Linked DNA regions of Mus musculus: all the other regions are linked to region 1. The links are chromatin loops, found by intact Hi-C in ENCODE. Cell type or tissue: heart. All regions are shown on one strand.

What was found. A loop is a pair of places that touch in the nucleus more often than their neighbours do. Peaks named below come from ENCODE experiments on the same cell type or tissue, not always from the same donor. Only the 100,000 strongest peaks of a DNase experiment are listed, where the experiment ranks them.
Region 2: a loop joins it to region 1, with 2.6 times the contacts of the local background. A loop is called at or near these places in 14 of 42 quality-filtered maps.
Region 3: it touches region 1 in a loop (6-fold over the local background); 12 of 42 quality-filtered maps call a loop at or near these places.

The regions. Positions count from the first base shown.
Region 1 is chr6:91,680,119-91,688,118 of GRCm38, forward strand. Slc6a6 (solute carrier family 6 (neurotransmitter transporter, taurine), member 6) reads left to right here and starts at 3,949. Exons shown (of 15, transcript NM_009320.4): 1 at 3,949-4,190. It overlaps Gm40387 (a long non-coding RNA gene), which reads left to right. Exons shown (of 3, transcript XR_869270.2): 3 at 1-631. In heart, CTCF peaks have their summits at 3,111, 5,108 and 6,905; DNase peaks (open chromatin) are centred at 3,283, 3,913, 5,213, 6,703 and 2 weaker places; H3K4me3 peaks cover 3,751 bases; H3K27ac peaks cover 5,125 bases; H3K27me3 peaks cover 608 bases.
Region 2 is chr6:91,737,994-91,745,993 of GRCm38, forward strand. Slc6a6 (solute carrier family 6 (neurotransmitter transporter, taurine), member 6) reads left to right here. Exons shown (of 15, transcript NM_009320.4): 7 at 1,884-2,018; 8 at 2,956-3,059; 9 at 3,185-3,309; 10 at 6,924-7,036. Among named protein-coding and RNA genes, the nearest start is that of Gm44981, 20 kb to the left of the region's middle. In heart, a CTCF peak has its summit at 3,355 (motif pointing left); DNase peaks (open chromatin) are centred at 268 and 3,328; H3K27ac peaks cover 513 bases; H3K27me3 peaks cover 1,286 bases.
Region 3 is chr6:91,524,253-91,532,252 of GRCm38, forward strand. No RefSeq gene overlaps it. Among named protein-coding and RNA genes, the nearest start is that of Lsm3, 12 kb to the left of the region's middle. In heart, CTCF peaks have their summits at 3,178 (motif pointing right) and 4,263; DNase peaks (open chromatin) are centred at 4,229 and 7,199; H3K27ac peaks cover 1,743 bases; H3K27me3 peaks cover 2,476 bases.

The sequences.
Region 1 (8,000 bases):
CACGGACCAAAAGCCTGGAACCTGGGCATTACCCTGCACACGTTCCCCAGGAGCTCTGCCTGGACATTGATTTCTCATTTCTGAAATGAGAAATTAGTCCCATTGGAATGTCAGCCAATATTGGCTCGTGGAAGGAACTTCTGCCTGCCTTTCCTTGAAGGACCTTCTAAGTGCCAATGGTTTTGGTGCCCTGTGTGCCCAACAGTTCTCTCTGAATCTTCCAGCTCCCATCTCTGGCCTGGGTCTCAGCTAAGCCTCCTTCAGGACCAGCTAGTGACATGGAGACATTTACAAACCAAGGAGTGCTATGATATCTCTCTGGAGGGGTCTCGTTCCACCGTGGGAGCGTACTCTTCAGTGCTAGATATTTGTGGCTGAGCAAGGGGCTCATTCTGACAATTTTCAAGAGAACCCAAAATTTCCTCTTTTAAACTTTTTTTTACATTCATTCATTCATTCGTTCGTTCACTAATGTGCACGTGGGTACCACAATGTATGTAGAGGTCAGAGTTGGCTCTCTCCTTCTATCATACAGGTTCTGCAGCTCAGGTTGGATCTCCTTTGCAGAAATTACCTTTGCCTGCTGAGCCATCCTTGCTGGCCCTCCTTGGTTTGTTTTTGAGACAGGATGTTATTAAACTTCAGCCAACCCTCCTGCCCCAGCCTTTAAATACTCTCTCTGTGTGTCTGTCTCTTTGTCTGTCTATCTTGACTGTCTGCCTGCCTGCCTGCCTGCCTGCCTCTCTGTCTCTGTGTTTGTCTCTCTGTTTCTCTGTCTCTGTCTGTCTGTCTGCTGCCCCCCCCCCCCCTGTGTGTGTGTGTGTGTGTGTGTGTGTGCGCGTGTGCGTTTGTGTGTGTGTATGTAGGTATGTACATTCAGGTGTTCTCAGAGTCCAGAAGAAAGCATCAGATCCCTTGAGGCTGGAATTAAAAGGTGACTGTGAGCTGCTTGCTGTGGGTCCTGGGAACTAAACTCTGGCCTTCTGCATGAGCAATTGGAGCTCTGTTGTTCTATCTCACTGGCCCCCTACTTATTTTATTTTATTTTATTTTTAAATTGTTTGACACAGAGTCTTGTGTAGCCAAGACTGGTCTCATACTCTCTGTCTCCAAGGCTGGACTTGAACTCCACATCCTCTATCTCCTAGATGCTTGGATTACAGGTATGTGCCATTGTGTTTGAGCAAATTATTTGAGACAGGCTCTTACTATGTAGTCCTGGCTACTCCGAAATTCACTGTCACCAGGATGACCTTAAGTTCACAGAGATTCACCTTCCTCTGCCCTCTAGGTTTAAAGGTGAATACTACCATGCCCAGATCAAAATAACAGTAATAAGAATATCATTATTATATAGTATTATTTTATAATTATATTATAACATATAATTATAACAATTATTATATAACACTATTAATAATGATTATTATCTATTTTTGTTTTTTGAAACAAGGTTTCTCTGTGTAGTCCTGGAATTGCTCTCTAGACCAGGCTAGCCTGGAACTCAAGAGATCTACCTGCCTCTACCTCCCAAGTGGATTAAAGGAATGCACTACCACCCAACAGCCTGAAATTATTTTTTTTTAAAGAGACTCAGTGTCTCTATGTTGTCAGGCCACCTCTAGACTCCTAGGCTAGGCAATCTTGCCTAAGCAGCTGAGCAGGTGAGGGTACATGCATTCATATATCAATTTTGATTCCTGGCAATGAACTCAAATCACGATGGATGGAGCCCACCACAGGCCAAGCAGCAGAACATCTGGGGCTGGATTCAGTTCAGGCTGCCCTGCTTGAGACTTCTGACCGCTCTGACAGTCCATGGCCTCTCACATGTTAAGTTCATACTCCATGCCTGACTGATCTGCTGCACCCACAGCCTGGGGCTGGGTTCTTCCAAAGCTCCCCTGGAAACAAACAGATGGTCTAGGTTTAGATTCCAGCCCTGTGACTCACTGGCCAAGCGTCCCCCAGGCCAGCTATTTTCTCTGTGGCTCAGTTTTCCCTTCTGTAAAGTGGGAGAACTAGCAGTGCTGAGCTCCCAGGGATGCTCTGGGGAGGGGCGGGTTGGCCTTGTTTACATGAAGTGAATTCTACCAGCCGGGAAAATGCTGAAGAAAGGAAACTAACTAAATAAATATAGTAGTTGCAGTGACCCAGATGTCACTCAGCTATGACCCCAGCTACCCAAGGGCTCTGCAGTAGGAAGGTGACTTGGAACCCAACAATTTGGGACCAGGCCAGGCAATGTAGTGCCATCCCTATCTCAAAATATAATACATACACACTTACATACACATACATAAATAAATGCAAGTGTAGCTGAGCACTTTCTGTGCACCAGGCCTGTGATGCTTTGTGTACTTGATGGGAGTTCGAGGACCAGATCTCACCGAGTTGACATTACAGAAGGGGAGACTGATGAAGGCCTGAGCCACCTCCTCCCATTCTTCCCAGTCATCCCTTGTGTGATACTGTGTCGATCATTCTTAGGCTCAGGCCTGCCCAGGCTTTCCGAATTGAATCCCTGGGCCTGCCAGGCCTCTGTGGCCTCCCCTGCCCTGACTCTTTGTAGAGTCCTGTGACACCATGCCTGCAGGCTTTTGCAGCCTTACAGCCCTTGCTTCCTCTGTTCCCCACCCCCACCCTTCTGTCTGCCCAAAGGCTCTGGGCTTCCTGAAGTCTGCTCTGGGTTCAAAACAGCCACTTTCCTACTCTCTGACCTACCCCCTGGTCTCAGCCCTTTGTGCTGTGGGTAATGAAATGTGAGTCTGGATTTTTTTTTTTTAAGACGGGTTTTCTCTGTGCAGCCTTAGTGGAACTCACTCTGTAAACCAGATTGGCCTTGAACTCAGAGATCTGCCTGTCTCTGCCTCCCAGCGCTGGGATTAAAGGCTTGAGTCACACCACCACCTTATTTTGCTTCTTGGTGTCTTATGCCAGCCTAGGACAATGGATTCAGGCTGGTCAGGTCTGGGGCTACCATTCCCAGTTTAAGAGACAGGATAGCCATGCTACATAATTGACACTTATGTGCAGAGAGAGTGGAGAAGAAAGAAAAGGAAGTGGGCAAGCAGAGAGGGGGAAGGCCTTACTGAAGGTCACACAGCGCCACCTCAGGCTCAGCCAGGCTGTGGGTGTGTACAATCAGATGGAGGACATGCTCATTCAAATAAGGACAAGAATAATGGCACACTCCCCATCTCCATTTAAAAATAGTCACATTTGCTGACACTCGTTTGGCACTTCCTAGGTGCCTGGTGTCCTGTTCAGACTCTTTACACTGTTAACCTTGGACCCTCCCAGCAGCCAGAAGTGATGAGTTCCACTATTTTTATTTCCGTTTTACAGATGAGGAAACTAAGACACAGAAGGTCTGGGGAACTTGCCTGATGTCACACAGCCACGACGAAGTCGGGGCGCTTCGAAAACACAGCCTCATGTGGGCCAGGGGTGGGGGTGGGGGTGGGGGTGGGGGACTTGGCCTCCATTATCACTTCCACGGCAGCTCAGCCAGGCTTGCAGAGCTGCACACTGGCCCTGAGAGGACTCGGGGCAATGGGGGAGGAGCAGATTCTGGTAGGGATCTAGCTGCTGCGGCAGCCACAGGCCTCGTCCACAGACCTAGGTGGGTGTGTTAGAGAGCGTTGTGGTGTGGTAATATCAGGACAGGAGATGAGCCAGGGGTCTGGGTCTCTAACTCCTCATCGCCTGCATGAGAGGCCTGAGCAGTGCCATTAGCCACCAGCGTTTGGATGGAGCATGAGGATGGGTGCGCGCGCTCGACGAGGCGAGCTCCGGCTCTTTGTGTGTCCGAGCTCGTGCGCGCGTGCGTGCGTGTGTGTGTGTGTGTGTGTGTGTGTGTGTGTGTGTGCGCGCGCGCGCGCGCGCCCCGTGTGTGGGCGTGGCCGACAGACCAGGCCCCTCCCTAGGCCCCGCCCAGGCCCGGCCAAGCTGGTATTTTTCCACCCAGCAGGATGGGTGATGCGGAGAGCTGCCTGTTCAGACAACAGACACGCGAGGTCAGGGAGAAGCCGCTTATAAATTACCGCTTCCTCCGCGCCGCCGCCAGCGTCGTGCTCCGGGACCTGGTTGCTGCCGAGCTCCCGTGCCCAGCCGCCAACGCCGCGATCGCCGCCAGTCCCGCCAGCCTCGCCAGCCCCGGGCCATCCGCTGTGGGCTTAGCCACCCAGGTACCCAGGGCGTGTGGGCCGCGACTGCAGCCCCCTCCCCGGGCCGCGCTCCGCCACCTCACCGGGTCCCTGCGGGTCTGGCCTCCCCGCGCTCTTTCATCCCCTTCACCCCTGAGGGAGGGACTGAGGGTCTCCTGTTCAGCTCTGCTGGAGAGGGAGTTATTGTTTCCCTGGCGAAGGGGCTGGGGCTGCTGGTGCGGCGGCAGGTGTGTGTGTGTGTGTGTGTGTGTGTGTGTGTGTGTGTGTGTCCCACGGGGTGCCTCCTTGTCCCTGGATGTCTCTGTTTCTGAGAGTGGCTGTTTCTCCACCCTAGGCAGCCGTGTACATGTGCGCCCCGGGGTGTGTGATATGACCAGGGCTATGTCCGGGGCTGCCTTACCTGAGTGTAGTGTGGCCGTGTGGCTCTGTCTTCTGATACACACACACACACACACACACACACACACACACACATCTTGCCTATGTGAACCTGTACGTGTGGCTGTGTCTCCGGAACCCTGGCCGTGTGCACGTGTGTGTGCCCGAATGTGCCTGGATCCCTGGATCTGTGGTTGGGGGCAAGTCTAGTGTCTTCTAGCTGTACCCGAGAGGCCATCCCTTGTGCCCAGTGGGCCCAATGGACATCTTTGGTTCTTCGTAGTATTTAGGAGAGGTAAAAGGGCGGTATGGCTCCAGGTGCTGCCTGGGTGTGGCACGCAGGTGTGACAGTCGCTCCCAGGCTTGAGTAGCAGGGCTGAGGCCCGAAACGACAGCCAGGGGCAATGGGTAGCACCAGCTGAACACATCTTCCTCTAGACTGCTCCCCTTCACTTTATGGGTTCCTCTTTTGGGTGGGAGGTTCTGGTCTGCTCCCACTGGGGAAGCCACACAAGGAACCAGTCTCAGGAACAGATCCTACAGTCCCAAAGCCTCAACCTAGGCTGTAGCCTGGCGGCAAGGGAGGCGTGTGCTCAGCAGGGCCACCGACCTGGCTATTTTGGTCACTGCCTGGCCTCTGCCAGATCCCTGCCTTCCCTAGGACCAGCCCCAAAGGCTTGGGAGACAGCCTGGGCCCCCATTTCCTGCCTGGGGAAATAAATCATCTCAAAGACTGGCCAGGCGCTTGACCCGGAGGGTCCTCGGACTGCGGATTGGTAGCACGTGGCTCCAATTGGATGTCAGTAAATTGGCCTCCGATTTGGCACAGCTAGCTTTCAAATAAATGTCATAGAGATCTTTTTTAAATTAAAAGAAAAAAAAAATTTTTTTTTTGTTGCTGGTAGGGAGGGGATCTCACTCAGAGTCTCTAAGCCAGAAGGAGTTTATTTTTATGAGAGAGCTGGTGAGTGCTTAGCAACGGCCTGCCTGCCTCCCTCTCTACCAGGGAGTCATCGGGGAGTGGGGGGTGAGAGGGAGGTGTTTTAGCAAGATGATGGTGGGTGGCTGGAGGGGGACCTAGGCACCAGCTGAGAACCCACAATAGGATGGTATTGGCAGATGGTTGGAGGTTGTCTTAGGCCTTGGTTCAGCCACTCAGTTAACCTTGGGCAGTATTTCTTGTCCTCAGTCTCTTCATCTGTAAAATGGGTGGGGCATACTACCCATTGGATATGTCAACTGGGGATCCAAGAGTCTTCTTGTCCCCAGAAAGACTGTGTTCCTCTTAATGGTGACCTTGGGTAGTTCTCTTAGCTTGGGCTTGGCTGTCCAGGCGACAAGGACGCTAAGGCCAGCCTCGCCTTGTCCTTGAAGGGATTGAGGGAGATGAGGCTGAATAAGCTTGTGGTAAGCTGTAAAGCCGGGCTCGGCTCTAGAGCTGCTGATTAGAGGGTGTCACGAGGTCTCAGGTCACTGTGGTATGTGGCAAGGGCCATGGTGCTGTCCGGAGAGAGCTTTTGTCCTTTGGGGATACCCTGGTACTGCCTGTAGCTCTGTTGTGGTCAGCCTTCCTGACTTTCTAACCCCCTCTGTATCCACATCTGCTTGGTAGAATCTGGAGGCTCAGGGCTGGGGGAACAGCCCATTCTATAGATGGGTCAATGAGAACTGCCTAGGAGCCTGCCTTGCTTGCACTATACAGAATTGGGATTCCAAAAAGCTTTGCCATGGCCAGCTGTACATTTAGGCTTCACGGCACTTGGGCCACTGATTTGTTGGGGACATTAAGATGGGGACATTAAGGTGGAGAAGGTTCTGGAGAAAAGGAGAGACAAAGGTATTCTGGTCCTTAGGGCTGGAGGGTGTATGGGTGGGGGTGGTCCTTAGTACCTTATATTCCTTCTTGCTTCTCTGCACCTTCCAGTGGAGCCCAGCTACCATCCATCCACCTGCAGCAGGTGTTGTGCCACCCCACCCCCACCCAACCCAAAGGCAGGCTGGGCACTGGGGGTGAGGGGGGCTCCCTGCTTCTAACCTCAACTTGTCAAAGGTTTAGTTCTCCGAAAGTTTCCAAAGGTCTCAGTGATAAGGTGCCATGAGTCACTGAGCACATTCCTGGAGACAGGAAAGAGCTGTCAATCACAAGGACTCCCTGGAATGTTGCCCAGCTACTGCCATTGCTGCGATCTGGGTGGGAATAGAGGGTTGGCCTGGGGTTCCAGCTGTGCCGACTGACTTTGGCAGTGGTTGTAGGCAAGAATCAGACTCTTTGAGGAGGCTGCAGCTTGCTTCGTGGTGTTTGTCAAGTTAGCCTAGCCAAAGAAGTTTGAATCTATGTGTTGTGTGGAGTAGCTATGGTTCTGGGGCATCCATGCCCTGGTGGAGAACTAGGGCTCTTTTTTTTTTTTTTTTCTAGACAGGGTTTCTCTGTGTAGCCTTGGCTGTCCTGGAACTTACTCTGTAGACCAGGCTGACCTCGAACTCAGAAATCCACCTGCCTCTGCCTCCCAAGTGCTGGGATTAAAGGTGTGTGCCACCACTGCCTGGCCTAGGGCTCTTTCTTAATGTGTCTCATTTAGGTGGTTAAGAAACTTTGGCTGAGGGGCTGGTGAGATGGCTCAGTGGGTAAGAGCACCCGATTGCTCTTCCGAAGGTCCTGAGTTCAAATCCCAGCAACCACATGGTGGCTCACAACCATCCGTAATGAGATCTGACTCCCTCTTCTGGAGTGTCTGAAGACAGCTACAGTGTACTTACATATAATAAATAAATAAATCTTTAAAAAAAAAAAAAAAAAAAAAAGAAACCTTGGCTGAGGTCAGCTCTGGGCAGGCATTGGATTTGGGGTAGAATGTTGGCTTTGAGGCACTAATAACCTAGAGGGAGTAGCTGCTGCAAGGACCACAGCCATCCATGACTGCCTTGAGGGAGACTTAAGAGCCCGTGAGCCAGTGTGTGCTTGGTGAGGCAGAGGTAATATTGGAGTCAATGCTTCTTATGGGCAGAGAGGCAGGGTGAGCTGGCCTGGTAGGCAGGGACACAGAGGGTTTAAATGTACCGTGACATGAAATAGCTAATAGAACGTGTCCATAGGGTCTCAGTTAGAGAGAGGCCATGAATAGATGTGGCCAGAGCCAGATGATGGAGGGCTATGGGTTTCAGGCTTATAGTTATCAGGAGGGCAGCAGGGAGACAAATAGGTTTGAACAGCATGTAGGGACGGTAGCAGGAGTCAATCAAGGTTGGAGCCTGGGGAGAGACCCCTAATGGTAAGCAAGGAACTGGATTGGGCTCCAAAGATCAAGGGTGGCTGCCTACTGGCCTACCATTAGACAGGGTACAAGGTATTTTCTGGACCAAAGAATCTGGCCCCAAGTTCTTTCTGTAAACACCAGGTGAAGCCTGGACACCCTGTTTAACAGGTACCAGGCAGGCCATTAACTTGCTGGTTTC
Region 2 (8,000 bases), 58 kb after region 1:
TATGGTAAGTATTAAGTAAGTTCATAGCACATAGTAGGCTTATTGAAGAGGCAAGCCAGGGAGCCCTCCCCACCCCAGTGAGCCCACCAGTGCTTCTGGCCACAGTCCACTGACTCTGAAGTGTTTGTAGCCCTCTGGGGAACCCCGTGGCGTGCCTTTCTATGGTCATTGTTTACCAGTTTGGGTGTGGCTTTGCAGGGCCTCAGAGAGGGGACCTGGCCAGGGGTGCCTGCCTGCCTAGCCACAGGAAGGGAGGGGACAGGAGGATTTTCTTTCTTTTATACTTTTAGTGGCTTCCTGATTGGCCTTTGTCCCGGGTGTCTGTCAGACCATCACGGGAAAAGAAGCGAGGGTGGCTGGGGACACAGAGGCCCAGAGAAAGAAAAAAGGCATCCAGGGGAGGGGTAGCAGGCAGGAGAGGGCCCTCCTTTAAGCCCTGCCACCACCTTCTGGGCTGTTTCCAAACACTCCCTGAAGACCTCGGTAGAGGGTGAGATCAGAGTTCCCCCTGGAAGCGGCAGCCACAGTTGCCAACTGGGAGGTAGGATAGATGAGCGGTAAACTCCAGCTGACCCTCTGGGCCAGTCCATCTCCTTATCTTAGCCTCAGAGCTGGGAACCTAAGCCTATCTAGTCCACGTCTCTCCCCTAAAAGTGGGGAAGGGTAGTGATAGTACCAGCCATTGTGCTTGAGTTCCTCTCCAAGGGGCTTGACCTCCTAGAAAGTATGGCCTCCCTCAGGCCTTCTACCCATGGTAAAGGCCAACTACCCTGCAGTGGGGTGGCTAAACAGCTCATAGGACCAGGCAAAGGGCATTATTACCCATCTCTTCCTCATCCCAACCCTAGCCACACAGCGTGACCCCATGGGTCTCCTGTAAGCTGGGAACCTGCTGGGTCTTTCCCATTCTGGGCATGACCTTAGGGAAGTTCCTGCCTACCTCTCAAGTCACTGTCAAGCAGGCTGTATGTCTTGACAGTCATCGGCTGGGCTCTGACCGTGCCGATGCTCACCCATCTTCCCCTGGATAAGGGCTGCTGTGACTCTTGTCCTCATTGTATATGAGAAGAAACCCAGAGAGAGTGACCAACATGGCCTGCATCTCAGAGTTGGAGCTGACCCCTTGTCTCACTCTGTATCCCCAGGCAGGCCTTGAACACATCTGCCTCAGCCTCCTGGGTGCTAGGATTACAGATGTGCACCTATACCTGCTTCTGTCTTTTTTTTTTTTTTTTAAATATGTGTAGGTATGTTGCCTAAATATTATGTGTGCCTGGTGTCAGAGATGACCAGAGATGTCAGGTCCTTTGCAACTGGAATTTCAACTGGGTCTAAGCTGCCACGTGGATGCTGGGAATCAATCTTGGGTCCTTTGCAAAAGCAGCCAGTCCTCTCAGCCACGTGTCATCTCTCGAGCCCTTTCTTTACTCCCAACCCCCCCACCGACCCCTGTGTTATACTGATAGTTGTCATGCTAGCCGATATGTGCTGAGTGCCATGTGACCACGGGCTGAGTCGTTGCCTAGGGTCCCTGATAGTTGACTCAGTCTGTATGTTTGTATTTTTGCATAATCTCTTCAAAGGGTGGGCATGCTTTCTGTCTTGCCTGCTTTGTTAAATTCTGAGCCTGAATGGGCTATGTGAATTATCCACAGGATTTTTTTTTAAATCTATAAGAGAGACCCTTATGTCATATTTAAGGAAAGTGGCAGAGGCTCAGGGGTCGCACAACACACTAAAGACGGCACGGCAAGTGAGACCAATATGTCTCTAGGGTCCTTGCTGCACCCAGGGCAAGCACGTGCCTCTGAGAGAAGAGGATGGCCCACACTTCATTGCAGCAAGGACACTCACAAGTCTACCCGATGCCTTCTCGACAACAGGTTGTCTACTTCACCGCTACTTTCCCGTTTGCCATGCTTCTGGTGCTGCTGGTCCGTGGACTGACCCTGCCAGGTGCTGGTGAAGGCATCAAATTCTACCTGTACCCTGACATCAGCCGCCTTGGGGACCCACAGGTACAGCAGGGTGTGGTACCTCATCCCAAGACCCTGTATAAACCGGTGGTGCACACAGGGTACAGATGGCAGTGTTTTCTCTGGCTCTTTGATGCCCATGTGTAGCCAACCATTACTGCCTGGTACTTCTCTCCTGGGCCAGTAGTGGCTCACAGTCCTTCTGAGCTACAGAGCCTGCCTCAGGCAATCACTCCTTGCTAAGGCGAGGAGGGGCCCCTGTTCCAGCCACATCAGGACCAGAGACTCAATGTTTAGGATACCATCCTCAGATAGGATCAATGGTGCTCTGAAGGTTAAGGGGGTCAAATTGTAAGTCCCCCTGTCTCAGCACATAGCTGAAGAGTGTTAGAGTTGGTGAAACCCCTGGAGGCTTTTGTGTGTCTTTTGAGACCTTTGTCCCAGGCTCCCAAGCCCCTGGGAAGCAGTTGAAAATTGGAGCAGAGCAGGGTTGGTGGCCAGCCTGAGCTGTAAGCTGGGAAGGTAGGCTTGCTGCCTTCCAGAGCTATAAGCTACAGTCCCTAGAGAAGTAAAGAATGCCTTGTGTTCTAACTTAGGTCTCAGACTAAGCCATCACAGCCGTCAAAGCTGCCTTGGTGTGCTTGATGTGGACCGTGGCAACTTAGCAATAGACTCAGAGAAGACTGCTCTTTACTGAGTGTGGAAAGTTGTTTGCAGGGGCAGGGTAGGCTAGGGGCCCATTCTGTAGATATGAAAAGCAAGGTTTCAGGAGTGGTACTGGTCACTCCAGAGTTAGAGGCCTTAACTGATGCAGGAAGAAGAGGGTCTTCCTCTGGGGTTCTAGATCTGCCCTCTGGGGTTCTAGATCTGCCCTCTGGGGTTCTAGATCTGCCTCTGGGGTTCCTTGCAGCTCGCCTGTGTAGACATTGTCATGGTTAATCACCCCAGGCAACCACCCTAATGCTCTTCCCCTCTTCAGGTGTGGATCGACGCTGGAACTCAGATATTCTTTTCCTACGCAATCTGCCTGGGGGCCATGACCTCACTGGGAAGCTATAACAAGTACAAGTATAACTCGTACAGGCAAGTGTCGCGCTGGCGGGCCCGGTGGACGTTAGAAATGATGATTAAAGAAAAAAAAAGAGAAGTAGGGAGCGTGGCTTCCTTGTGTTGTGATTAACTTACCCCCTGACGTGTGTGTAACTTAGGGACTGTATGCTGCTGGGATGCCTGAACAGTGGTACCAGTTTTGTGTCTGGCTTCGCAATTTTTTCCATCCTGGGCTTCATGGCACAAGAGCAAGGGGTGGACATTGCTGATGTGGCTGAGTCAGGTACGGTGGTGTCGGTGGCAGTGGTGGTGGGCACTGCCACCTAGTGTGTAAGATGAGTACTGCAGGCATGGAGCCAGACCCCAGGGGGATGGAGGGAGCCTGGCTTTTACATAGACATCCCCTCTCCCCCCAAGATGTGCTCCCATACCTGAGTACAAAGGCTACAGTTAAAGGTCCTCAGTGCATTCTGGCCCACTGAAGGTGGGAGGAGCAAGGGCGGTTGAGATGAAACTTGGTGGCTGTTTTAGTTGTGGTCTTCCAGCCCCCAACACTTCCCCAGCATCCGCTGGCTTTAGCCATGGAAGTTGGTTTTCTAATAAGGCTCAGGTCAGCCACAGCTAGCACACCAATCACCAGCGCTGCTGACATCTCAGCCTTGGTTTCTGTGGTTTGCATTTGGCACCTGGCGGGCTCCAGTGCCAAGCCGATCCACTCTTGAGTCCTTCCTGTCTATGTTCCAAACCTCACCCCTCCCAGCCTCCACCACAGTCACCAGGAGCGAGAGGGCAGGGGAGAAACATCACTCAGAGCCCACGACAGAGCCGATTTGGGAGTAGGATATGAGGACACTGTTGCCTTTGGGGAGTTGGGGCCCTGTTGGCCCCATGTTGCTACTCAAGATGCTAACATTCACAGAATGGATGGTCGATCTTAGGGTCAGGGGCTCTTCCTTAGCAACATGGGATCCAGAACTCCAGCAAAGAAGGTTCTGGAACATGGTCTTGACTCCTACTACCTCATCACGGTTTTTTAGGGGTCTGGGCTCTAGTCGCCCTGTAGTGGATGGGGTTCTGGGGTGGATATCACCAGGGGCCACCTCCTCACCCCATTCTCTTGCAGGGTGGTCAGGTGTTATCCAACCTAATTACTCTGGGGCTTCTAGAGGCTGCCAAGAGCCATGGGTTGGGTCTTCCTTCAGGCCACATGGATGGGTGAGATAGGGAAGACTGTCCTTCATTATTCTAGGTGTTTTTTTACAGACCAGGGCAGGTACCCTAAGTCCCTGCCATTCTCTTCCCTCGATCTCCTTATATTTGAAACTTAAGGTCATGTCTCAGTTCTCTGATCCTGAGCCTTGGTATTGGAAGGTCAGAGGGTACCTTGATACTTTGTGTCTAGATCATCTAGATATTCATGTCTCAGCGGAGATCAGGTTGCCTTGGTATTGGAAGGTCAGAGGGTACCTTGATACTTTGTGTCTAGATCATTTAGATATTCATGTCTCAGCTGAGGGCAGGCTAGGCTCATAGGCAATGTATCTGGATGCCGAGTCTCCACCCACTACACGTCTGGAGAGCCATCCAATGTGGCCATTTCACTGGATCCTCTGACCTCAGGGACCTCAGAGACTATTCATCCTCTGTCAGCTGCTGGGCCATAACGCAGCCCCTCCTCCAGTGTGAACAGCACACTGTGCACACATATCTATTTCACTGTGTCCCAGTTGGACACTCAGAAGAACTATTTACCCATTCTCAGAAGCTCCAAAGGCAGGGAAGGGCCTGAGGGCACAGGACCTCAATCACAGCCTCTTGTGTTGGAAGTTGTTTAGCAAGGGGCCCAGCACCTCTTCCAGACCCTCTACAAATGTCGATATCCCCCACTTACACATGCAAAGTGATTCCAAAGCCGTTACGGGGTTCCACTAAAAACACAGAGGAAACTTGTTATGGGAGAAAGATGGGGTTCACCAAAGAGATCTCTGTGCACAATGGGCATGTTCACACCGTGCATGTAGTCAGTCCGAGTGGCTTCTTTTCTTTTATCCACTTCAAAGACCTCGTCCACGCTCCTTCCCCACAGTGATGTGTAAGCAGCCAGCACAGCAAGAGGGATGGTGACTCTAAGATTTTTTTGGCAAGCACCATAACAAAGAAAAGTGCATTTGAACAAGGGTATTGCACAACCAAGGGAAGCCCAGGCAGAACATGGCGTGCTTCACTCGGGGCATCCCAGCAGTCTAAGTATTCTCGGCTTCTACTCGCTCAAGTTTACTGTGGTTGTAGAGGAGGGTGCTTGGCCCCTCTCCTGAGGCTGGTTTGAGAAAATCTAAAATGAAGGACAGAAAGAAGTGAATTGACTCTGTTCACAGTGCCTGGTGCGGAGGGTTGGGGGTACACCACCTTTTACATCTGTCTTGTAGTTGGCTAGTCCTGATTGCTCATTCTTGAGGTGGACAAGGCAGGTCCAGAGCTTTGAACTTCAGGGGGAGCCGAATGCTTTTGGTTCTAACTTGAGCCCAAGTATATGTTTCATGATGTCCCCGGTGGGAGGTGCATGTTCTGAGCCCCCTGCTCTCAATCTTGCTCATCCAAGCAGCTTTCAGCTTGGTAAGCAGCCGCACCTGTTCCCCTCACAGAATCTTCTAGTATCACCTTCTAGCAAAACTCAGCGGCTGCCCCAGGTCGTTGTTTCAGTAGGGTTTCTCATTTCTCAGGCTGAGCAGACCTCATTGTAAGACTTCTCCTCCCCCGCCACAGTTGGGGTTGTTGATGCTTTACTAAGTGAATTTTTTTTTTTCAAAATTGGTTTGTTTTTGTGGATTCTCCCCCCCCCCCCCCCCCCCGCCTCCTTCTTAAGCCATTCATCCAGTTTTGATGATTGTTTAATGTTTGCTTTAAAGTGTAAAACATCTCCCGCAGTTTGGCCCATATTTCTTCTTGATTGGTTTGTTTTGTTTCTAGTAGTGGATTTTACTTTAGTTTGTCAGCCCTCTTGTGGGCCCAGTCCCAGCTAGCTAATCTCTCCCAGGAGTCTGTTTGGTGGTGGTGGAGGAGGGGGGCGTTGTAAGCAGGAGATGTTTGTGTTCAAATGACCCTGTGAGAGGCACTCAGAGTGGGCGGAGCTCTTGTCCCCTTTGCCTCTGAGTCTGGCCAGAGCCCTTTTCTGGGCAGTGGTATCCACTTCCAAGAATCTGAACATGAGGATCCTGGGACTACGACCCTCAGATCTCAGGGGAAACTGATGTCCCCCAAAACATATAGAGGAAGTGGTGGATGAGGACTGAGATGTGGCTAGTCTCCTGGGCCTCGGCACCTTCCTTCAGTGCCAGGCCTGACTGTTTTTACCTTGCCTTGTGTGAACTTGGGTCCTGTAGGGGACAGAGGCCCCCATAGGCATGTCCTTGAAGAGCCATTTACCCTGTGGGGCATCTGAATGCTTTTTTTTTTCTCTTTCCATTCAGTGTTTTAGCCATTAACTCAAAAACAGAAACGGTTCTTTGCAAAAGAGGGTTTTATGGATCAGATAACCACAACTTTCCTTCCAGCCAATGTCAATGTGCCACTTTGGTGTGTAAGGGGAGGGTCCTACTTTCCCCAAATCTCTGGCTACCTGAGCCCCAGATTCAGCCCCCACTCCCTGCCCCTAGGATCCCGTGTCTATACGGGTTTAGATTCAATTGAGAGGAGGCCATGTGCTGGGTAGGAGACAGACGCTCACATGGGGCCCCTCCCAAGCCCCACTGGTCTCTTTCTCTGGCTCCTCCTGCATTTTGGGCTTAGGTGACCCCCCTCCCTACTCAGATGTGAGTGTTCTGTGAGGCCCAGGGTTTCGAGTAGCATGGTGCTGATGTGTGTTCTCCTGTGTCCCCCCTCCCCGTTTCTCTCCCTCAGGTCCTGGCTTGGCCTTCATTGCCTACCCAAAAGCTGTAACCATGATGCCGCTGCCCACCTTTTGGTCTATTCTGTTTTTCATTATGCTCCTCTTGCTTGGACTGGACAGCCAGGTACGTATATGTGGGGCTGTGGCGCTCGTGTGGGCAGCCTCACTGTGAGAAGCCATCCTTATTGAAGCTGAGGCATATTCAGACTCTTCCCCCTCAAGCTCCCACCTCACAGGCTTCAACCTGGTTCCCCCAGGGCCCTGGGTTGAAGAAGGCCTCAGCCCAGCATTGGGGGGAGATCCTCCACTCTAACACTCAAGGCTGCTACCTCAAGCAAGGAGATGAGGGTGACTGGGGCTGTGGTTAAGGTCAAACTATAAATGAGAAATAGAAGGCTGGGACCCAGAGGTACAGGTGTCAGAGCATGTGTCAGCCATTGTCTGGGCCACTACAGTCTGTCCAGAAAAGATGAACCACATTTGGGACACTGCTTTTGGTTCAGGCCAGCTTGTCCCCACTCCTCTGATTGCTATACCATCTGCCCCGTCTGGCCCTCCCAGTTTATTTCTTGGGTGGAATCCAAGGCTTCACATGGATCAAGCATGTACTCTACTCGGAGCCATGCCCCAGCCCCATGCTAGGGTTTCATAAGAGGCAGTTCGCTACTGGGAAGTAAGTGTTGGTGACAACCAGCCTGAATCTAGCTCAGGAGAGGTAATACAGTGTGACAATGGCCACATCCATCTCTTTCCTATGAGCCTCAGTTTCCTCATCCTGGCTAATGGGTACGGTTTGTGAAGCACGAAGTTCAGTGCCAGATATAGAGAATTCAGGTGCCTATGAGATTCATGGGAGCTTGTGTGTCCCTTTCTCTGAGGTGAGTGTCTTTTGGTGGGATATTTTTGAAACTCCAGGAGGGAGACTGTGGTACGTGTGCTGGGCAGGTGGTCATGGGCTCAGGCCAGCTAGAGAGACTGGGAAGGCAGAGACTCCTGTGTGGTGTGGGTTTTGAGTCCAGCTACCTTGGGAAAAGTTCTTCAAATTGAAGTAGGCTGTGAGATCAGGTCTGGAGACTGAGACTCCAAGA
Region 3 (8,000 bases), 160 kb before region 1:
CTCACAAAGACCAAGCTATATTTGCAGTGTGCTTTATTTGAAATCCAAGTAACTTGACTAATGTTAATCTATAATCATTAGCTACAAGTGACAGTTTTAAGCAGTAAATTTCAAAGATCTGCCCCAATACGAGGTATCAGCCATATTTCCCATGACCTCTAATTTACTCTTCAGGGGTAATACTCGGCCATTGCTGTCCCATCCTGTGAGCAGCTACTAGCAGTGAGCAAAGCTTACCTGTGATGAACACACACACACCACTGGAAACGAAGAAGCCATCCTGGCTTGCCCCAAACGCAGAGAATTTCTGTTGTTTAAGGAAAGTAAGCACTGTGGGTAGCCCTGTCACTTGGCTCTTTATTGAGCTCAGGGCAAGCACTTCCCTATGGCAGATTCAAACATCTTGTGCTCAACCGTAGGCTGTTCATCCAGCTGTGAGAATGGAGGCTTCAGTGAGCCGGGCCTGAGCAGGATGCTCCCCACCTCTCTCATTGGCAGCCAAAATGAGACACTGCCAGAGGCAAAGAAGGCCTGTTCTATAGATAAGTCAGTTATAAGTTGCTGAAATTAGTAGTGACAGATTTCTTGGGACACACCTCAGGCTATTGCTGTGAAATCTCATCAGAAGCTCTGGAGCCTCTCAAGAAATCAAGGTGGGCAAAGCTTAGGCTTGTTCAGTAACAGACTGGGCAGCATGGTGGCAGCAGGACCCGGGGAGTGGGGGGTGGTGGGGAGGAGGGTACCTGTAGAGTCCTGCTGCAGCACTGGGTCGGGTTCCTAAGCCAGATATAGGTATTGGCTCCTCTGCTTCTGAGAACTTAGAGTTGAACACAGTCCCATCAGACAAGTGACTGCTTGTTTTCACAACCCCAGGCTGAGGCCTGGCCAACAGCTTGTCCTCCAGCAATGCTGAATGGGTGAAGATTAAATGATACCGGGCCTGCAGTGCTATGCTGTGCATTGCAGGCAGAAGGGGCCAGTGGTACTTTGGAGAGGCAAGCTGTGGACATCATTCTTCAATACTGGGGTCCCCACAACTCAGCAAGGCTTACCTCCTTTCACCCCTCAGCCATCTTCTGCCACCATGTGCCTGAGACTACCAGCAGGCGCCAGCTGCGGGCACCTAGCCAGGCATCAGTTTACATGGAAAACACCAAGAAATGAGGACTACAAGGCCCGATGTTTTCAACTCCTGCAGGCCTGTTGCTCCACTCAAACAGAGCATGTCGATTCTTATTTTCTTGGCTGAAGTTTAAGTTTCATGGGTGTGGATACAGCATGCCCCACTGTGGTTTCTGATATTGATTACCCCTGAGGGATTCTTTTCTTGGTATTCTTCCCATCCACTTCCTGTGCCATGGACATCCAGGGTGAGGTGTTGCCAGGAGCCCCCCAGTTGTCCTTTGTGGGTTGGGAAAGTTCCCACAGTTGCAAGGGGATCTTGCAGTATCATGGAGCCAGATAACCAAGCTACAAAGCACAGCTGTGCCATGTGCCAGCTAAGCAGATGAAGTGCCCTAAGGTCAGCTGTGAGGACTAACGAGTGTCTACATGAGCAGCCCAGGAATTGTCCCCAGGTTGGAAGCAGCACAGAGAGGTCATGAGCAGTGGACAGAAGTCACTCCTTTAAGCTGCCTTAGTCCAGCTGCTCTACGCCGTCTCCCTAAGTCGTTTTCAGGGCAACCTGGCTTTGAAATATTTTGATTTGTCCAGTTAAAATGTACTTTGCAAGGGCTGAGAAAATAGCTCAGTGTTTTTTTGCCAAGCGGACATGAGGATCTAAGGTCAGATCCTAGCACCCATGTGAAAAGCAAGGTATGTCGGAACGAACCTGCAAAGCCAGCCCTGGAAGGTCAGCAGAGCTTGCTGGCTAGCTAGTTTTGCTGAGACAGTAAGCCTCAGGTTCAGTGAGAGACCCTGTCTCAAAAAATAAGGTGGAGAATGATAAAACATAAACCTCTGACCTCTCCAAGCAAGCACACACACACACACACACACACACACACGTGAACACATACTCCACACCAGAGAGGAACAAAGATGTTTACCATGTGCCAGGATCTGCAACAGGACCAACTAAGGGCCTGAAGCAAGGAAGGGAGGGAGAAGGAGGCAGAGCATCTTAAGGGAGTCTGTCTCTCAGGATGATAGGCTCTGTGAGGATCTGTCAGAGCAGTGAGGATCCCTCACCACCACTACCACCCTGGCTGAAGGTCAGCAAAGAGGCCAGTGCTAGAGAATTCTGCGTCTAGTTGGGCATTCAACAAAGTGAGAAAGCCTGACTTCACTCAGTACTTTGATCTCACAGTGGGAATACAAAGACCTAGGGAGTGGAAGAGACCTGCCTAGGTCACAGCACCCAACAAATAGCACTCTGAAATGGAACCAGGGCACTGTGGGGCTCAGCTGCAGCAGGGCTGTTCACACAGCTCCGCAGCCCCTGAATAGAGTGTATAGTCTGAGGGCTGTGGTCCCTTCAGATCACATGCCAGCCACCTCCCCTCCTTTTCCCCTTTGGTAGGATTCTTCCTTCTGAGTGAGCAGCTGCTGTTGGGCTAAATGAGACCCAGTCTTCCGTCCGTGCTCGCTATGGAGTAAATGCCTCCTGGAGAAAGCAGAGGTGGGTAACAAACCTGCCAGTCTTGACTCTGTCACCAACACGCTTTGTGGCTTTTGGCAAGCTTCCCCCCATTCCTGGGTCTCACTTGCTCACACAAGGGGAAATGAAGAGTACTTCTAAGAGAATTCACCTAAACTTGTATGTCTTTTTTTTTTTCCTTCCTCAATTAAATGTATTTTTAGCTGGTACATAAAAGCTAAACACTGGAGCTTGGCATTGTGGTGGATAACTGTAATCTCAGCAGTCAAGGGGCTGAGGATTACAAGTTCTAGGCCAGCCAAGGGCTATGAATCAAGATCTTAATCTCAATAGACAAGCACATAAAATAGGCACACATAAGTAAACAGGTACACATTGGGTGGGATCTTAGTGAATATAAATGTTTATCTCCAAACATGTATTTTAGAATAATTAAATTTAGTTTATTTCTGGTGAAAACTTAAAATCTTTTCTTGTTGCTTGTGAAGCACACAGCCATCACCACAACCTACTATGTAGCATACCAGGTCTGTTGCTCTTATTCAAGTTTCCAGGATCAGTCAAGAGCTTGTTTTGACACTAGAGGGTGCTACACTCTTCACTATTCCCTTTCAGTTTGTCTCGGTTCATTGTCAACATATTAGATGGCAAACTGTGCCATTTAATTCCTTAAATGCAAACTATGTGAAAATCCAACCGTGCTTCCAGAAGCACAGGACAGACAACATCACATGCTCCACAGCCCCAGGAGACCGTTTTCAGGCAAAGTATCCTAACAGTGGCGGCTCCTGTGATGCTGAGCTGGAACCATCCACAAGAGCACACACAGTCTAGGCAAGATGGTTTCCCCAGCACTCTGGTCCTGGGTGTATCTCGCTGGTGGAGCTGAGCTTTGTGGGGCAGGGAGTTCAAGGCCAGACTTTGCCATCTTACTGAGCAGATTCTTGTTCCTGCTGTCAGCCTGAATGTCCTCATTTGTGCTGTCCTCCCAACCTAAGGGCACTTTGTTATTGATTCAACAGGTTTAGAGAGATTGAAAGATACCCGAGAGCCATCATTTGTATTACAAGGTAAGGATACAGATGAGGAGACAAGAAACCTTGCATTTACAACTAGCTGAACACTAGACTCAGTCCCTTCAATCCAGTTTCTTCCTTCATAAGATAGGAGCTAGCCAAGTGCTTTGTTACTGAACTGCGCCCAGCCCTCACTGATGTCTTCTTCTCTTTTTCCTTTACAGCTTTTCCAGGCCTAGAACCACTAGAAACTAGGTTGGATCCAAGGCAGTTGTGCTTAGGGTTTGGGGATTGGCAGAGTTCTCCCTTGCAGGGTCCTCCGTCTTTCCCTCTTTGGTTCCCAGCAATGCTTTTCTCATCTCAGTTGTCAGGTGTGAGAGAAACAAGCAGAACCAGCCTCATGACCAAGGTCACCTAACAACATCACAAGACGATGACATCACCATCAGCTCTGGCCCAGAGCTCAAATAACGGAGGGAAAGGGCAGGTCATCCTCACGGCAGGGTGACAGAGCTGGTGCCAGGCCTCTGCCAACTATCAGGGCCCAGGAGTGTTGCTGAAAGCTACCCAGGAGCAGCTCATCCCTGCCTCCGCTCAGCCAGCGCTCTCACATGCTCAGAACAGTAGAGTCTCACCAACAGGGGTCCCCACCCCCACCTTTTCCTAGAAGCAAGGTTAGCAACTGCCAGAGTCAAAATAGATGTGGAGAGAATTGTGTGGCAACACTCGGGTTTAGTTCAAGCACACTGGATTGCACGATATCCTTAGAGGGCAGAGCCATTGCAGGAGGGATCAAAGCAGCCGGCCTTGCTCTTCGGGCTGATGTTTCTGCCATGCTGCATGTCAAACAATCATGTCTTTGGAGCCCAGATGCCCTGCTTTGTAGGTAAGCCACGTGTAGAACTTCATGTAAGGAATCATTCTGTCAAAGTAAATAGTTGTCCCAAACTATTTATTTCATGTGCTCTGGTGGCCTGCACCTGTATTCTCACAATACACACAAACACACATACACACACACCATTTTACCAATGTGCACATACATATATACACACACAGCATAAGATAAAATGTACCATCTTAACAATGTATAAGTAGAAGCACTCACATTGTTGTGAATGACTGAAGATGTCCCCTACCTGCCAAGTCCCTGTTCCACAACACAGTACTTTATTACTTTGTCTAGACTTCTTTTTCAAAGGTTTCAAATCCATGGGCAGTATTCAAAATATGAGAAGAAAGCTGTGGCGTGTAAAAGGAACTTTTATTTACCTGTACTAATTGTTGTCTCCAAGGCCTACTGCCTCAATCTGCTAACCTAGGCCTAATCCTAGAAGCTTCTAGCAACCATACAATCTTAGCTAGGCCTAGAATGTCTCAGCTTCTGAAACTTACTGCTGAACAAATTCACTGTTTCTATTTCTTTTTGAGCTCTGGCTGACTGGTTCAACTCAGCTGTTCTGGCTCAAACTCCTCTCCAAGCTGACTGATTGAATCTGGCTTCTCTTGGTCTCTGACTGAATTGCCCTACTCGGCCTCAAACTAACTCTAGCAATCTGTTCTAATCTTCTGGCTCCTTCTCATTCTCTGGCTCATTCTGTCTTTACCTTCTCATTCTCACTTTCAAATATGGGTGCTTCCTTCTACAAACTAACTTTCTCTTCGTTGTTTAGAATTAAAGGTGTGTACTAAGATCGAGCCACACTACAACTAGAAACGGGTTTTTCCAGTGAACAAAACAATCTCAGGGTTCACACTGTGATCAAATATCCTGCAACAGTGGAGCACCTTCATCCTTCATCACAGCCGCACATCGCTAGGGAGAATCCAAGATTGGTAAAAAGATAGCTGGCCTCGGATTGACTGGAGTAAAGACTCTCCAGACAGAAGGCCCAGCTTGCTGCCGACCCCCAGGCTCCCCAGACCACTGGAGCAGCATTCAGATACATGGCCCATCTCACCCACCTCTTACCCCACCTGCCTTTCTCACCTTCCTCTCCTCCTTCAAACCAAACCCACTGGCTGCTTTGCTATTCCTCACACAGGTCAGGCTCAGTGCCTCCTAAGTCCCTTCCCACTGGACCCTCCCTCCCCTTAGAATCATCTCCAGTTGTGCTGAGCAACAGCCCCACTTGCCAAGTTCATAAAATTCTTGATGATCAAAATATCCTACACCAACTAAGTCACAGTTTCTAGAGCCTTCTGGGTTGATATTTAAACACAAACAAACAAAAGAGTAAAACATCTCCTCTAAGAAGTCTAGTGTGTAGCCGCTTTCAGAGCCAATGTCTGGATGAGTGTTTTTCAAAATGCAATCTCAGGTCAGTAGAAGCAGCAACAGTACCTGGAGATGTGTTAGAAACTCAATGTGCTTAGAACAATAGCAAAGCAAGACCTCCTTCCCAATTCCTAAGATACCAAATGAGCAATTTGGGGTATAGAGTCAGGAGCACACATTTAAACAAGCTCTGAGGTGACATGCCTACCAGGTTCTGAGAAGTACTGGCTTCCATCCTTCATGTTCAACCTGTCTTGTGGGTCGGGAGCACAAGAATTCCCCGAAGCTGTCAGAGTTCAGATTCCCAGTGCCATCCCCACTAGCAAACAAGACCTGTTGGATCAACTGTTCTTGGTGATTCATACATGTTAGGAATTGAGATGTCTCTCATCCCTGTCTTGAGGGACTCAGAAGCCATGAAACACTGGGAGAAGAGCCTGGCCTGCCTGGGTCTCACATCTTAATTATCTTTGCACACTGAAAGGCTCAGGCTTGGTAGAGAAAAGGCTCAGGCCAGGGCTGAGGCAAAGAAAGAACCAGAGAATCTTGAAACATCCTACTACGTCAGAGAGCAGGGGAAAACCTGCGGATGTAGCCCAGTCAGCAAAGTGCATGGCCCTGTAAGCACTAAGACTTAAATCTGATCCCTGTATTCACTCTAAAAGGCTGGACATGGTGGCGTGCGCTTGTAATCCTAGTGATGGGTAAACGGAGACAGCTGGATCCCTAGGGCTCCCTGGTGAACCAGCGTAACCAACTTGGGGAGTTCCTAGCCTGTGAGGGAATGTCTCAAAAATAGGTGAGCAGGCTGTGCCTGAGGATATCATTTGAGGTTATCCTCTGGCCTCTCCATACCCGCCTGCAAGTAAGTGTATCTGTACACATGCACACACGTGTGTGCACACCTACATACACACAAAGCAAGGAAACTTCAAAAATGAGGGTGATGCCAGCTCCAGAAGCCAGTTTAAAGAGTGGTCTGATTTTAGATGAATCTGATTGTAGTGATACAAACTATTAATGTGTGAATCTGTGATTTTGTAGTTATAAGATGATTATAGAAAGAAGTGTGAACACAAAAACTCCTTCTCACAGTAAAATACCAACTTCTAGAGTAGAGATTTGGTTCAGTGAGCCTTAGGGCACCCAAAACCCATGTGGGTAAGGGGCTTGGCCTTAGATTACGGTGCCATTGGGTGGCCGTGGGAACTCTAGGAAGCAAGACCCATTGGGAAGAACCTAGTAAAGTGAGGGCGTGACGTTGGGACCTGGCCCATCCCTCTGCTTTCTTTCTACCGTGGAGCAGGCAAACGGGTTGTCTGTGCCACATGCCTCCTCCATGAGATCATAGCTTACAATGGGCCCAAAGCAATAGGGGCCAAGTGATCATGGACTTTCACTTCTGAAGCCATGAGCTAAAATTATCCTTTCTTCTCAGATATTTTTTCAGGTGACAGAAAGCTGGCTAACCCACAACTACCAAGGAGAAGCAAAGATAAAGGCAATTGCCCATGAATGGTAAAAATGAATTAGGGCCCAAATAGATGGATGGTAAAAACGCCACCTCTTCTCCCAACAAGCGACATAGTCACTACTGAGAGGAGACCGATGGCAGAGTAGACCAGCGAGGTGGAGTCCTCCTTAACCCAGCTATCCCACAAATCAGCACCATGTGCCTCCTGCCACTGCACACTGCTGATTCCATATCACTCTGGTGGGTCTCCTTCCAAAACAGGTATAATCTCACCTGAATCCTTCAGAACTGTCAATCAAAACCCAAGTGGGAAGGCTTCCACAGAGAGGTCCTACCTGGCCACTCCTCCAGCCCGCCATACCACTCCACTCCCACCACTCCCAGGCCCCATCATCTATTTTTCTTTTCACATGTATTTAATTCTGTTTCTGTCTCTGTCTCTCTTTCTCTCTGTCTCTCTCTGTCTATCTCCCCCTCTGTCTTTCTATGTGTGTGTGTGTGGGGGGGGGGGGGGTTGAGGGGGACTACTCGTAGGAGTCAGACTTTTTCCAATATGTGTGTTCTAGGGATCGAGGCTAGGTCCTCAGGCTTATCAGCAGCCACCTTTACTGCTGAGCCGTGTTGCCGGCCCAC